Linked DNA regions of Homo sapiens: region 2 is linked to region 1. The links are chromatin loops, found by intact Hi-C in ENCODE. Cell type or tissue: CD4-positive, alpha-beta T cell. All regions are shown on one strand.

Region 1 (2,500 bases):
TAACTTAATAACATAACTTTTTCTTGCAGTTAAAAAGTGTTTATTTGGCCGGGCACAGTGGCTCATGCCTGTAATTCCAGCACTTTGGGAGGCTAAGGTAGGCAGATCACAAAGTCAAAAGATAGAGACCATACTGGCCAACATGGTGAAACCATGTCTCTCCTAAAAATACAAAAATTAGCCAGGCGTGGGAGCACACACTTGTAGTCCCAGCTACTCAAGAGGCTGAGGCAGGAGAACTGCTTAAACCCAGGAGGCGGAGGTTATAGTGAGCCAAGATCATGCCACTGCACTACAGCCTGGACAACAAAGCGAGACTCCGTCTCAAAAAAAAAAAAAAAGGTTTATTCATTCATACACTCATTCAACAAACACACACTGTTACTGTTCACAATTGAGTCCAGTGGGAGAGAGAAGAAAGTGAATGAATAGTTTCATAACAATGTGATAAGTGCAGCACTGGAGGAATGCAGTAGACTAAGGGCTCCTATGCAACCTGAGGGGTGGGAATGACTTGGAATAGGAGTCATCCAAGCTGGGAGGATGGAGAAAATAAGGCAGTAAGTTAGGGCAGCAATGAAATTCATAAATATAAATCTATTTCGATATTCTTTTTTCTTTGGTAGCCTTAAATACACCAAATATAAAATAGAGTTCAATAAACAAGTAAAGTCATCAATTAGCACTTTTTAGCAAATAAAATAAGTAGATTCAAAGTTTTAAGAATGAAAGGTAAAGAACTAATCTCAGAGCCAGGCACTGTGACACACCTGTAGGTCCAGCTACACAGAAGCCTCAGGCAGGAGGATCACTTGACCCCAGGGAGTTCCCAGCTTGGGCAACGTAGCGAGACCCCAGCACATAAAAAAATATATAATTAATCTCACCTTCTAAACAGAGAAAAATGAGTTGAAAAAAGTTATGATGTGACTACCTCAGATTTCCTACAAATGTAGGACAGTTCCCTCTGAGAGAGCTTATTTGGCGGCAGGACCTAATTCAATATAAGGTGGAAATATCAAAGAGAAAATGAAATAAAAACTAAATGGGCCCCTCCACCAACAAAAAATTAAAGATTATTGCGTGGGAGGTCACCATTGAGAATAAAAGACGTAGAACAAACCAAAAAAAGAAGCTCTCAAACTAAGGAGGTGAAAAAAAGAAATCAAACGGGAAACCTGCGGGTCTATGTGCACAGTCTTGGTCTTCCCCCACACAACAAAATCTAGGGCCACTTTAGGGTTCTATGCCCTTTTGTTCCTAACTCGACATTGCCCACTTCTGGCCAGAATGTAAAGCAACCCCCAACCCAGCATCTAAACCCTCCTGGACCTCTGCTGCCCCCCAATGACTGGAAAGAAACTAGGTTTTTTAACACAGGTATCAGTAGCTTCTTCCCCCAAACTCAACTCCTCATGTTTTGTAGTAGCCGCTCAACACATGAAACATACCATCCACTAGGTGGCAGCAAAGCCCACAGAATAACATCAAGTTCCCCTTCCCGAGGTAATTTTCTAGATTACTATACTTTAACTGAATTCGAAAAGCCAACATAATTTCATGTTTGTAAACAGTGCTGCCAGTCAGAGTTTAAAATGTTCTGCCCAACCCTGTAGCCCCCTTGTTCCAGCTAGGATCAAACACTGAATTTTTTAAGACTTGTGAGAGAATGGTCTCCATTATAAAAACAAAACAATGCTAACAAGGCACAGGCATTTGGCAACTATCTCCCTGGGAGCTGAGCACATTTTCAAGCAAGGTTTTGTCCCTTTGGGCCCAGTTCACCCTTCCTTCTGACCCAGGGCCCAATTCATCAGGAACTTTAATTCTCAAACTGTGATCCAATACAGTTCTGTCCTTCTTTTCCTCATTACCCTTCAGAACACCTGAGATGGACTGAGATTTTTTTTTTTTTTTTTAAAAAAGAGTTTCACAGGCCAGGTGCAGTGGCTCACGCCTGTAATCCCAGCACTTTGGGAGGCCAAGGCGAGTGGATCACGAGGACAGGAGTTCAACACCAGCCTAGCCAACAGAGTGAAACCCCATCTCTACTAAAAATACAAAAACTAGCCGGGCAAGTGCCTGTAGTCCCAGCTACTCGGGGAGGCTGCGGCAGGAGAATTGCTTGAACCCGGGAGGCAGGGTTGCAGTGAGCCAAGACTGCACCACTGCACTCTAGCCTGGGCAAGACAGTAAGACTCTGTCTCAAAAAAAAAAAAAAAAGAATTTCACAAAGAAACACAGAAGAACAAACATGGAAAAAACTAAAGTATATACATTTTTAAATACTGAAATCCACTGAGCTTCTTTCTGTCATGGATTCATTCAAAAATATGCCGCCACCTACACAACAAAAACTGATCATTTCAGGTGTGCATGGATTTCTGGGGGTCAGAAGCTCACTGGGAGAATTTTTGCTTTTGTATTTTCATTTGTATAGTCTAAAAAATAAAAAATATTGAGTCTTTCTTGATCACCTGGATAGATACATTAGTTGTAA
Region 2 (2,500 bases), 490 kb after region 1:
GGGAGAGGGAAGGGTTGGGGAGACAGAGGGAAGGGATAAGGAAGGCAAACAGGCAGAGAAGGAAGGGTGAAGAGAAATCGAGAGAAGAAAGAGGGAGAGAGGTGCGAGGGGAGAAGGGAAAGAGGCAGAGCGCGGGAGAAGGGAGCCGGCAGCGGGCTCCCAGCCACGGAGCGCACCCCTCCGAAGACCCCCGCAGGCTGCGGGCCCCCTCCTACCCCTCCGCGGATTCCCGACCCCTGCTCCGGGGCAGGCGCCCTTACCTGGCACTGCCGAGGGGCCCAGGCCGGCGGGAAGCGCCCCCGCCCGCCCCCGTCGCCGGGTCCCGGGGGCACAGCCCCGAGCCGATTGGAGCGGGCGCCGCGGCTCCGCTGCAGGTCTGAGCGGCCCCGGCGAGAACAAGGGAGCGAGACGGAGGGGGCGGGGGAAGAAGACTCCGCCTGCGGAGGAGCGAGGCGGCTCCGCGCCGCGCGGGAGAGGAGAGCCCAGCCTCCGACCCTCCCCGGCCAGCCGGGCCCGCGCGGCGGGGGCGGGGGCGGAGGCGGCGCCGCGCGTCCGCCCCCTCGGCGCTCCTGGGCTGCGGGGCGCATACAGATGCGGCGCCCCTCCCGGACCGGGCCCGCAGCGCCCGGCAGGGCACTCGGGCGGGAGGACGTCCAGGCCACGGCGCCAGGCCATTTCCGAAGAGCTGGCGGGGCGGGTGCACCCGGGAGCGCGAAGCTGCCAGTCCCCGCCCGCAGCGGAAAACGGGCGAGCGCGCGGTGAGGTGGGGAATTCGGAGCCCACTGCGGAGAGACCCGGCTCCGGGCTCCCGGTTCCCGGCTGGCTTTTGGGACTGGTGTGGATGGAATCCCAGCTGCAAGGCGGCGGCGTTTTGAGAGCCCATGCAAAGCACGGTAGCAGGTCAGCTGGGGGACACTTAAGGACGGCAGAAGGGTCCAGAGAGTCCGAGGCCCGGGCCCAGGGAGCGGGTCGGGAACAGAGGCACGACATCGGCGGGAGGTCGGAGGCGGGCAGTGGAACCCTTCTTGGGAAGCTCGGTTACAGGGGCCAACAGAGCGAGGAGCTGCCGCCCCCTGGTGGTAGTTGTGGGAGGCACCAAGGTGGCAGGCAGGTGACCAAACCCCTAATTTAACCGTGCACAGGACCAGGAACCAGAAGAGGACCCACCCTCCTAGCCCTGCTGGGGTGCCGCCACGGACACAGGTTGCTCCATGCCTTCCCGAATGAGGAAGGTCCACAGCTTTGGGTTGGTCAGGGCCAAGGCAGGGGATAAAAGACGTGGGAAGTTCAATAAGCAGGAAGCAGTCAGCCTAAAGGAACACATGGAATGAGAGCAACTCCTACTCCAGATATCCTCAGATGTCCACGCTCAGATATCCACAGTGGCTTCTTAACCTGCCCAAAGAAAGCCACTCACACAGTTTAAAACTAAGTCAGATTTTTATTTTTTTTTCCATAGACCACATCATTTAATAATAAAAAAAATAAAAATAAAAATTGAACAAAAGGAAAAGGTGGATATAAAGTGGAACCTGTGGGAAAGAGGCAAGGGCTGCAGGACAGAAGAGACTGGGAACTGCAGGGGCCCTGGGACTCAGGAGGAGATGCTGATTCAGCTCATAGGTGACCCAGTCCTGGCCCCGGCTGTTCCCAAGAGAAGGCTGTAAGTACCCAGGGAGGTGGTAAGCAGGATGGAGGAAAAATCAGAGGACTGGGGCACCTGGCTGTTCCCCATCTCTGGCCAACCACCTCCTTGCCTAACCTAGCTCTTGCCTCTCAGACTTAATGGGAAATGAGAGGGAGGGTCGGGCTAAGTCCCAAGAGATAGGTTAAGGGGGTGTGTTTGGGGGGAAAAGGATGGCCACTTTTCCATTTGGTATGTATGTAGGGATAGGTGATGTGAAAGACCCTTGGCTCCAGGGTGGTGGAGACTGTGCCTATCCCTCTGTGGCCATAACCCCCTGGGGCCGAGTGGCTGGTACCTGCAGCTCTAGTGTTTTCCCAGCTAGCGGCGCCCACCCCGGTCCCGCACAGGTGTGCTCCGACTCCGGCTTCTGCTGTGGCGCTTGGTGTCCCTGCGATCCCTTTCCCTGCCTCGTTCTCGGTCCCTTTCCCTATCCCGATCTCGGTCCCCCCTGTCCCGCTCCCTTTCTCTCTCTCTCTCCCTGTCCCTCTCCCGACTGTGCTCCCGACGTTTCTCTCGCTCCAGCTGTCGGTTCCGTTCCCGCTCGGCTTCCTTCTCCCGCTCCTTTTGCTCTTCTTCTTCTTGCTCCTTTCGCCGCTTCTCCCGCTCCTTGGCCCGTTCGGCCCGCTCTGCCTCTTTCTGAACGATCTGTAGCCAGGTAGGAAAGGCAGAGAATAGGCAGCTCAGTCCTGGTCACAGCCTCCATTTGTGCCTGGACCCTGCCTCCTAGCTCAGGGTCAGCTTTTCAGTTAAACAGGAAGGGGTTGGGGGCTCAACAACTGCATCCTGTCTTTCTTAGAGCACCTCTCTCCCTCC

Evidence for each region. A loop is a pair of places that touch in the nucleus more often than their neighbours do. Peaks named below come from ENCODE experiments on the same cell type or tissue, not always from the same donor. Only the 100,000 strongest peaks of a DNase experiment are listed, where the experiment ranks them.
Region 2: a loop joins it to region 1, with 3 times the contacts of the local background. A loop is called at or near these places in 13 of 110 quality-filtered maps.

The regions. Positions count from the first base shown.
Region 1 is chr14:22,569,107-22,571,606 of GRCh38, forward strand. The region is part of intron 2 of DAD1 (defender against cell death 1); the gene reads right to left. Among named protein-coding and RNA genes, the nearest start is that of LINC02332, 13 kb to the left of the region's middle. RefSeq lists an enhancer at 1,188-1,910. In CD4-positive, alpha-beta T cell, CTCF peaks have their summits at 1,335 and 1,542; a DNase peak (open chromatin) is centred at 1,355; H3K4me3 peaks cover 1,394 bases; H3K27ac peaks cover 1,710 bases.
Region 2 is chr14:23,057,143-23,059,642 of GRCh38, forward strand. It overlaps CDH24 (cadherin 24), which reads right to left and starts at 378. Exons shown (of 13, transcript NM_144985.4): 1 at 261-378. It overlaps ACIN1 (apoptotic chromatin condensation inducer 1), which reads right to left. Exons shown (of 19, transcript NM_001386863.1): 19 at 1,422-2,332. The coding sequence ends at 2,006. LOC105370705 (collagen alpha-2(I) chain-like) reads left to right here and starts at 518. Exons shown (of 2, transcript NR_169511.1): 1 at 518-900; 2 at 1,143-1,507. RefSeq lists silencers at 258-377, 458-607. In CD4-positive, alpha-beta T cell, CTCF peaks have their summits at 1,061 (motif pointing left) and 1,260; DNase peaks (open chromatin) are centred at 429, 1,069, 1,705 and 2,086; H3K4me3 peaks cover 1,206 bases.